Linked DNA regions of Homo sapiens: region 2 is linked to region 1. Evidence: chromatin contacts called from ENCODE Hi-C or POLR2A ChIA-PET data. All regions are on one chromosome and are shown on one strand. Each heading gives the region's core, a stretch centred on a gene start or an enhancer-like site at or near the end of the contact. The rest is flanking DNA. Distances are from core to core; before and after follow the strand shown.

Evidence for each region. A loop is a pair of places that touch in the nucleus more often than their neighbours do. ChIA-PET counts read pairs that join two places held with the same protein, here RNA polymerase II (POLR2A). Pooled maps may share reads with other maps.
Region 2: a loop to region 1 is called in a map of ascending aorta, with 2.4 times the contacts of the local background. The contact joins the promoter of ARHGAP17 here to the enhancer-like site in region 1. A Hi-C loop is called at or near these places in 1 of 168 maps with a recorded cell type or tissue (ascending aorta) and 3 of 50 pooled maps. POLR2A ChIA-PET finds 5 or more read pairs at or near these places in 1 of 52 experiments (BJ).

Annotation. Positions count from the first base shown.
Region 1 is chr16:24,698,034-24,703,210 of GRCh38, forward strand. It overlaps a transcript of TNRC6A not described here. Among named protein-coding and RNA genes, the nearest start is that of TNRC6A, 29 kb to the right of the region's middle. Within about 2 kb of position 3,063, at least 19 of the 41 ENCODE cell types and tissues checked have a DNase peak (open chromatin) inside an H3K27ac peak, as active enhancers do; they include ascending aorta, where a contact is called at or near this core.
Region 2 is chr16:25,012,265-25,017,235 of GRCh38, forward strand. It overlaps ARHGAP17 (Rho GTPase activating protein 17), which reads right to left and starts at 3,105. Exons shown (of 20, transcript NM_001006634.3): 1 at 2,945-3,105. The coding sequence starts at 2,997. It also overlaps the pseudogene LOC100421171. RefSeq lists enhancers at 1,993-2,661, 2,662-3,330 and silencers at 2,644-2,693, 2,754-2,803, 2,864-2,913, 2,994-3,243.

The DNA of each region.
Region 1 (5,177 bases), core at 1,813-4,312:
AAAAAAAATGCAGGCCAGGCACTGTAGCTCATGCCTATAATCCCAGCACTTTGAGGGGCCGAGGCAGGAGGACCGCTTGAGCCCAGAAGTTTGAGACCAGCCTGGGCAACATAGCGAGACCCCGACTCTACAAAAAAAATTAAAAAGAAAACAAAAAATGCAGAATCTCAGGCCTGCCCCAGATTCCAAATCAGAATCTACAGGGTCCTCAATGGATTCACAAGCACATTCATGTGGAAGAAGCGGTGGTTTGGGTATTATAAGAGTGTGGTTGAATGCAATCCAAGCAATATACATAGGCTGCCTGAACCCCCCAAGATTGGATTAAATGCCATTTGAGGCACCAGCAGTAGTGGGAAATGATCATAGGCAGTTGGAGTGAGAGACAAGGAACACGGCACAGTAGCCAGGAAGACCGGTGTGTGGTGCGCTTGGAGATATATTAAACACCCGTACATTCTTTACTGTGTTCCAGGGACCATTACAAGCACTGTGCAAATATTAGCATGTTTAGTCTCCTTGGCAGAGTTAGGAATCATTTCACAAGTGCATAAACTGAGGCATGGATAGAGTAAGTCACAGAGCTGGTAAATGCCAGAGCCAAGATGGAAACCCACTCGATTTATTTCCAGAGCCTGTGCTCCCTTCCTTGAGGTTTCCCTAGGGTCTTTGGGGAGGTTTTTTTTGTTTGTTTTTTTGGCAGAGTCTTGCTCTGTCGCCAGGCTGGAGTGCAGTGGCATGATCTCAGCTCACTGCAACCTCTGCCTCCTGGGTTCAAGCGATTCTCCTGCCTCAGCCTCCCAAGTAGCTGGGATTATGGGCATGTGCCATCACACCTGGCTACTTTTGTATTTTTAGTAGAGACGGGGTTTCACTATGTTGGCCAGGCTGGTCTCGAACTCCCAACCTCAGAGATCTGCCCACCTTGGCCTCCTAAAGTGCTGGGATTACAGGGGTGTGCCAACACTCCTGGCCCTTTGGGGAGAATTTTAAGGGAGCTGAAGAACCTACAGAGCGGGTATTGAATGGATAAGTGTTTCATGTTTCTGTTTTTTACCCACCTAGTCAGTGTGATTTGGGAAGCATGGGTTAAACATTGATTATCTCATTTAATCTTCAAAACTTCATTCCATCAAATCATATCTGTTGAGCACCAGTGTGTATGTGCCATGAACTGGGGATACACTGATGAACTAAGTCCTATTCGTGCCTCCACAGACTTAGTGAGGAGAGAGACAGGCAAAGAATTCTCACATGGTGTGAAAGTGGGCAGCACTACAGAGCACAGAAGAGAGACAATCAACCCAGGAGGACTTCCAGGAGGAAGAAAAGAGCCAGATGAGACCAAAAGGATGACTAGGAGATATTCAGGCAAAGCTGGGTTGAGTAAAATGTGCTCTTAGACCAGGCACGATGTCTCACACCTGTAATGCCAGCAGTTTGAGAGGCCAAGGCGGGAGAATTGCTTGAGGCCAGGAGTGCCAGACAAGCCTGGGCAACATAGCAAGATCCCATTTCTACAAAAAATTTTTAAAATGAGCTGGGCATGGTGGCGTGCACCTGTCATCTCAGATACTTGGGAGGCTGAGGTGGGAGAATCGCCTAAGGTTAGGATTCCAAGGCTGCAGTGAGCTATGATTGCGCCACTGCACTCCGGCCCAGGCAACAGAATGGAACCCTGTCTCTACCAAAAAAAAAAAAAAAAGCTTCTGAGAAAATAACAAATACAAAAGCCCAGAGATGGACAAGAGAGCACTGAGCTGAAGGGCCACAGATACCATTTCTTTAACAGTCAACCCTGAGGACTTGAGGGGTAAGAATTATTAATTTCCATTTTACAGATATGGACACCGAAGTTCTAAGAAGCTCAGCAATGTGCCAAGTGCTAGTGTTACACAGGAAATAAGTAGCAGAGACAGGCTTTAAATCTAGCTCTGATGCCAAAGGCTATGTTCCTTCCACCATGCTTGATTCTGCCCCTTCCAGAATCAGGGACCCTTTAGGTTCTGGGTGCCCAAAGTTTTTGACCCACAGTAACTCTAGTATCTGGTAATAGCTGGGATCAAAAGGTGCCCCAGAGGCTGGTCAAGGTGGCTCACACCTGTAATTTTAGCACTTTGGGAAACTGAGACGGGAGGATCACTCAAAGGCCAGGAGGAGTTCAAGACCAGCCTGGGCAACATAGTGAGACCCTGTGTCTGAATTTTTCTTTTTTTTTTTGAGACAGAGTCTCACTCTGTTGCCCAGGCTGGAGTGCAGTGGTGCGATCTTGGCTCACTGCAATCTCTGCTTCCCAAGTTTAAGCAATTCTCCTGCCTCAGCTTCCCAAGTAGCTGGGACTACAGACGCATGCCACCATGCCCGGCTAATTTTTGTATTTTTAGTAGAGACAGGTTTCACCATGTTGGCCAGGCTGGTCTTACGAACTCCTAACCTCAGATGAGCCTCCCCCCTTGACCTCTCAAAGTTTTGGGATTATAGGCATGAGCCACCGTGCCCAGCCTATGTCTGAATATTAAATAAATAAGTAAGTGGTGCTCCAGGGGGTTCCCTCACACTCTTCTCTTTCTCTTGCTGCACCCCTGAACCCTAATGACCTATGGATCTTCGTGGTAGAGGTGCCATATTGGCTGTGCTCAGTAACTAGGCTCAAAGTGCTGACCGCTGTGCCTGTCTGGCTGTCTTAGCCAGTGAGATGCTGTCCTTAGGCAATAGCCTACCTATATGTTTCAGCCGATCCCTGACCCCACACCTCTAGACATTCTCCACTAGCCAGCATGTTGAACATCTTTTCTCTTGCTTCTTTATAGCAAACCACTTGTTCCCTGCCACCCCATGTTCCGCCATGGCTACCACGTGGGCTGACGCCTTCACAGACATGTTTCTCTCGCTCTTTGGAATTGTCTGTCACTGACCCAATGCAATAAGGCTGCCCAATGTGCTCTGGTCATCCCAGGCTGAATTAATCAAAGTATAAGGCCCAGAACCAGGGAGGTGGACTTGGGTCAGCCCTAGCCCGGGAAGAACATTCAGTTCTGGGAGGAAGGGTGCCAAAAGGCAGTTAAGTTCAGAGGCAATTATCCAGAGAGCACGAGGCTCAAAGCCAAAATGTATGAGTAACATTGAAAGAATTGAGGTTGTGTGGACTGAAGCAGAGATGACTCAGGCGGAGACTATTCCCAAATGAGGCTGCAGGGGACTGCAGGGGGAGCTTCAGGAGCTGGGGCTCACTGCCACTAAGAATTCACTCCTCTGCTGGCATCTGGCTCTTCAATGCTCCCAAGCCTCTCTGAGTCTGAGTTCCCTCTCCCACCCACCTTACTAACTTTTTTTTCTTTTTTTTTTTTTTTGAGACGGAGTCTCGCTCTGTCGCCCAGGCTGGAGTGCAATGGCCATGATCTCAGCTCACTGCAACCTCCATCTTCTGGGTTCAAGCAATTCTCCTGCCTCAGCCTCCCGAGTAGCTGGGACTACAGGCGCATGCCACCATGCCTGGCTAATTTTTGTATTTTTAATAGAGATGGGGTTTCACCATGTTGGTCAGGCTAGTCTGAACTCCTGACCTCAGGCGATCTGCCCGTCTCAGCCTCCCAAAGTGCTCGGATTACAGGCGTGAGCCACAGTGCCCAGCCACTTACTAACTTGTCTAACCTCCTGGCTTCCGAAACCCATGGCCCTGCTATCCCTTCTGTCATTTTCACAAATGATTCTGCCTCTTTCCTCAGGAAATTGAGGCCAATAAGAAAAACATTCTCTGCACCATCAACTAATTGGTATCTGAACCCATCCTTTCCTCCTTCCTTCTGGTCTTATGGAAGAGAGACTGGACTCCTTCCAAGGTTAATTCTTCCACATGGACTTTGGAGTCCATCCATCAACTTTGTTCCTATTTCTTCCACATCTCACACTCCTATAAAGAAGCCTAAGTCTTTCCTGTACTGAAAAAAAACAAAAACAAAAAAAACACGCCTCTCAATAACCCCACTGATTGCCTCCTCTTCTATATGCAGGGACCATGTGTCTTCTCTTTCACATTTCACATGTAAACTCTATTTTCTTTTCTTTTCTTTTTTCTTTTTTTTTTTTTTTTTTGAGGCAGTGTCCACATTTCGCGTGTAAACTCTTTTTTCTTTTCTTTTTTCTTTTTTCTTTTTTTTTTTTTGAGGCAGGGTTTCGCTCTGTCACCCAGGCTGGAGTGCAATGGCACAATCTTTCCTCACTGCAGCCTCTGCCTCTGGAGCTCAAGTGATCTTCCCAGCTCAGCCTCCCGAGTAGCTGGGACTTCAGGCACATGCCACCATGCCCAGCTAATTTTTGTATTTTTTGTAGAGATGAGATCTTGCCATGTTGCCTAAGCTTGTCTTGAACTCCTGGGCTAAAACAAGCCACCCACCTCAGCCTCCCAAAGTGCTAGGATTATAGGCATGAGCCACCATGCCTGGCTCTATCAAATCTTCAAACCTTATCATAGTATACCACTGCTATTTAAGCTATTGCAGATTAGATTGGACCATATGAAATTGTCATTTTTTCAGTAACAGCTTTTTTGAGAAATAATTCACATACCCTACAATTCACACACTTAAAATATACAATTTGGCTGGGCACGGTGACACCTCTTGAAACCAGGGGTTCGAGGCTGCAGTGAGCTGTGATCATCCCACCGCACTTTAGCCCGGGTGACACAGTGAGATGCTAACTCTAAAAAAATAAAGCATACAGCCAGGCGCAGTGGCTCACGCCTGTAATCCCAGCACTTTGGGAGGCTGAGGCAGGCAGATCATGAGGTCAGGAGATCGAGACCATCCTGGTTAACATGGTGAAACACCGTCCCTACTAAAAATACAAAAAATTAGCTGAGCGTGGTGGCGGGCACCTGTAGTCCCAGCTACTCAGGAGGCTGAGGCAGGAGAATGATGTGAACCCAGGAGGCAGAGCTTGCAGTGAGCCGAGATCGCGCCACTGCACTCCAGCCTGGGTGACAGTGCGAGACTCTGTGTCAAAAATAAAATAAAATAAAATAAAATAAAATAAAATAAAATAAAGCATCCAATTCAATGGTGTTTAATACATTCACAGAGTTGTGCAACCATCACCACAATCAATTTTAGAATATTTTATTCACCACCTAAAAAACCCACATTCTTTAACTATCACCCCCATCTCCTGATCACTCA
Region 2 (4,971 bases), core at 1,855-4,354, 310 kb after region 1:
ATAGACTTACCCACCCATCGTAAACAAACTGCATCATGCGAACTCATTCCTTCCAGGCATTACTAATTCTCTACAAGTCCCTCCCCTGGAACCTTACAGTGAAAGTACTCAAAGGTCTCCCTTCTGAGGAGAATATCTCACTGCAAGACACCACCTAGAATTCCACAAATTGATAAACCAAAACACGATGGGCATGACATTCACATATATAACTTCCTTCTCCACCTAGATCGCAGGGGCGAAAACAAAAAAACCCTTTGCTTTGTAGCCTTCATCTTGACCTAAAAACACCCAGAATCCTGATTCTGGGGCCAACCAACCACCTACTTCCAAGCAGTAACAATTCTAGGCACTCTCCAGCCTCCGTTTATCTTCCTTAGTCCTTTCTGATTACTTAAGCAGAAAACACATACACACACACATCTAGGAAATCAACAGCAAGGAAGCAACAGGTTTCCCAGTTAAAAACAGATGTTCTGACTTTGGGTGCATAATTGCCACACCCTTAATAGTTCTGTAATAGCTTCAGCTTCCACTGGCATCTAGCAATAAAGATTTTTAAAGACAGTCAAAGGTCAGGCCCAGAATTACAGCTCCAGCATGAATCACCATCTACTCTATCCACTTCATGTTTTCCCATACTCGGGCCCACACCACCAAGGCGATCTAGTAAGAACTCAAATACCAGAATTAACAATGTCTACTGCACCCTGGCCATGGGGTAGGAACCACAGCAGACCCTGGGAATCAAAGGAGACACAGCAAGGACTCTCAAGGTATTTATCTGATGGAGAACACACACAAGAGGCAGTCACAGCACAGAAAAGCAAGTGCTACACAGGATTACAAGAACGCCCAGGAGAGGCATCCAATCTATGCTGTAGCATCATAGAAGGCCTTTCAGAGGCAGAGGGACCTTTCCCAGAAGGCTGAAGAATGAGCAAGAGGTGCCTGGAGAAAAGGTGTGGTGGGAGAGGCTTCCAGGAGTTCCAAGTAGATGCTAGCAGGTAAGAAAGCAAGACCTCCTGTGGAAACTGAAGGTAGGCAAGCATGGCCGGAATTTTAAAATGTGAAGGTGCCAGGCAAGGTGGCTCACGCTTGTAGTCCCAGAACTTTGGGAGGCCAAGGCAGGCAGATCAGTTGAGGCCAGGAGTTCGAGACCACCCTAGGCAACATGGCAAATCCCCACTCTACAAAAAATACAAAAATTAGCGGATGTGGTGGTGCCCACCTGTAGTTCCAACCACATAGGTGGCTGAGGCGAGAGGGTCGCTTGAGCCCAGGGAAGTCAAGGCTGCAATGAGACAAGATCGCACCACTGCACCCCAGCTTGGGTGACAAAGGGAGACCCTGTCTCAAAAAAAAAAAAAAGTGTGAAGGGAGAAGCCTCTAAGATGACCCAGGAGTCAAAGAGACCCTAAATAGCTTGGTAGATTTAAGTCTCAGAACTTTGTATAAAAAGAGTGAAAGTCCCTTACCTGTCACGAACAATGTAAAAACAAGCCAAACGACTATTTGACAAATGTATCTTGGCACTTACTAAATACTAGTTCCACAATGCACGTTGCTCAGAACACTAACAAGGGTACGAAACTCACAAGAAATTATCATGTGCTTGTAAACTGTTCCTTGAAACATCAGCCGCCATTACCACACGTCTACCTTCCTCTCAGCATTATTTCTTTAATTTTCCTGCAAATAACAGAAAAGTAGGTTTGTCTGGGCTTTAGGGGCAGCGATTAACCCTGAAAATAAGAGTTAATTCTCACCACAATAATACGGTAGGGAATCGAAAAAATTAAACAAGGAAACTAAGCAAAAAGATGGAGGAAATGAAACAGTAAAAAGCAAATTTAGAAAACTCGAGAGGAAGTAAAAGTATTTTCATACACTCAAAAAAAAGAAGTGTCCCACGTGCTTCAGCCAAACCAAACTCCCCTTAACTGTTAAAAACAGAAAATCAAAAGAAGAGCTGTGAGAAATTCATACTTTCGTATCTCTTTGCTGAATAAACACTAAATCGGTACAGTACAGCCAGCTGCCCTGAAAGACCTTGAAATATTAGCCCCAGATAATACAGCACATGACAGTCACCTCCAGAAACTCTCAAAAACCACAAATCATTTCTTGTTCTGACAACCTGATCTACCAACTCTGGTCTAGCCTGCCATTTAATAATCAATAACGTTTCTTGTTAAGCACTTCAACCGTAGCAAAGGAAGATAAAGAAGCATTTGTTTCCAAACCTAAGGTGAGACTTTTTAAATTGGCGCAAGGCGTCTCCATAATCCTTTTCCGCCAATTCCTAATTTCTAAATGTCAAGAACTGGCAGCAGCAGTCCAGTTCCTAGGAGCCCTGGTTTTGAGACAGCACCACCTCCGAATTCCCTCAAAGGGCGTTCTGAACTCACTGAGCAAATCCGGCTGGCTTTCATGTCCCTCTAGCCATTTCTTGCCGCCATGCACTTACAGGAGAAGGACTCGCAAACAGCGGGAGCACCGGGAAAGCCTGGGACTGCCGCCCCCCACAGCACAGCGCTCGGCACAGCGTTAGGGACAGAAGTCACCGTTGTTGAGCCCAGGGCAGCGATCCCAGCTGGCTCGGCCCCCGGGAAGGGAGGAGAAGGACCGGGTCTACTCCCCGAGGGCGATGCTCCCGGGGCAGGGACAATGGGCAGGGGACCCCGCGGTGTGGCGGAGGAGGCGGCGGCCCTCCCCTGCAGGTCTCGGGAGCCCGGCGGCGCTGAGAGACAGGCGGGCCGCCTGGAGCGCGGCGCTCGGGCCTCAGCGCGGCGCAGCCCCCGGGCCCGTGCCCCGCTGGTCTCGGGCAGGGGCTGCGGCCCAGCTCAGAGCCGCCGGACCGCGGAGGAGCCGTCCCGCCCCCGCGCCCTCCGCCCTCCGCCCCCAGCCCCGGTGCGACCCCCGTGCTGCCCGGCGCACTCGCCTGCCCACGGTCTGGTTAGCCAGCTGCTTCATGCGGTTGAACTGCTTCTTCATGGCGGCGGTGGCGGCGGCGGCCCGCGGGGCTCGGGCCGGGCAGGGCGGGGGACAGCCTGGCAGCTACTACATCGCTTCCCGGCCCAAACGGCGGCGCGGCGGTGGCTCCCCGGGCCGGCGGCCCCGCCCTCGCCTCGTCACTTCCAGTGGCACCGCCCGCCCGCCCTCTAGGTCTGGCCGAGCCGAGCTGAGCCCGAGTAGAGCCGAGTCGAACCGAGCCGAGGCTAACAGTGCCTTACCTGACACGGGCGAAGAGCTAGAAGGCCCCGGGCGAGAAGACCACTAGGCCTCCTCCGCCTGGCCTCCCCGACCCCAACGCTGCCCGGTCACCCTCTCGTTTATTTCAACGTATGAAAAGCTGTTTCTAGCAGGGCGCAGTGGTTCAACGTTGTAATCTCAGCACTTTGGGAGGCCGAGGGGGCAGATCACTTGAGCTCGGGAGTTCGAGAGCAGCCTGGCCAACACGGTGAAATCCTGTCTCTACTAACAATACAAATTTAGCTGGGCGTGGTGGTGGACGCCTGTAATCCCAGCTACTCAGGAGGCTGAAGCAGGAGAACGGCTTTTACCCGAAAGGCAGAGGTTGCAGTGAGCCGAGATGGCGCCACTGCACTCCAGCCTGGGCAACAGAGTGAGAGACCCTGTCTCGAAAAAAAAAAAAAAAAAAAAAATTAAAGTCAATGTGTGTTTTCCTTAACACACGTGCTCACACACTCATGTCTTCCTGGTTTGGTGGCCTTGGCTCCAGGTAAGCCCCTTCTTTGCATTGGATGGGCAGCAATGTGGCTTCTTTCATCAGCCACATCTCAAATGTGCTCCTAAATGTCATAGAAAAAGGAAAGAGCTCCCTAACTATGGGATAAAGGAGACTGATGCCAGTTTGGAATTCTTAATATCAAAGAATGAGGGACTTCAAGATCTTTTTAGTGACCTAGGAGAGACCTAGGAAGCATCAGAGCTTCAGATAGGGCAGCAAACTAAAAGTTATCGACATCAATTACAACAGAAAGAGGTAGAAATGAGCCTTCCTAAAACAAGAAAGCAAGCACTACAGGATCGGTTGCAGGACCGGCAGCCAGCCCTGGAGTCAGCACATTCAGGGAAGGCCGGAGGTTCCCATCCACACTGCATCCCCTCCATTCCATGTGGTACCCATCATGCTTCAGTGTTCCACGACGCTTACATGGGTTTTTATGACATAATTTCATCATAACAAGAAATAAACAGATAGTCCAATGAAGTTCTAAAACTTGAGTCTCCAGTTGGCCATTGGAAATGTATTGCTCAGACTTATAAAATAGGAGGAACAACTAGTTTTGATGAAAATGAAATCTACAAACTACAAACACCAAATATTAATATCATCAAGGAGCTCAAACAAAAAAGAAGTCAGGATACTGATGACCATCAGCTTGAATTATCAGTATTACAGAATGTTCATCAACAGAAATTGAGGGAAATAAGTTGTAAGCATCAAGAAAATCTAAGCAATTAGGAAGAAAAGATTGAAGAACTGGAAAATTTGTTACAGCAAGGTGGCTCAGGAATTACAGTACATGATCTCTCTAAACTTCAAGAGAAGGAAAACACTATTCATGCAAGCTCTACAAATTGAAAAAGTAGAGTCTACCAAAAAATTGAAGAATTTGAACATAGAGTAAAAGACAAATAAAAAATTATCTTCTGGGGCCAGGTGCAGTGGCTCACACCTGTAATCCTAGCACTTTGGGAGGTCAAGATGGGAAGATCACTTGAGCTCAGGAGTATGAGACTAGCCTGGACAACATACTAAAACCTCATCTCTATGAAAAATTTAAAAAAAAAAAAAAGGCCAGAAGCAGTGGCATGCACCTGTACTCCCAACTAGTTGAAAGGCTGAGGCAACAGGATCATTTGAGCCCAGGAATTTGAGGCTGCAGTGAGCTATTATCACACCATTGCACTCTTGTCTGGGTGACAGAGTGAGACCCCTAG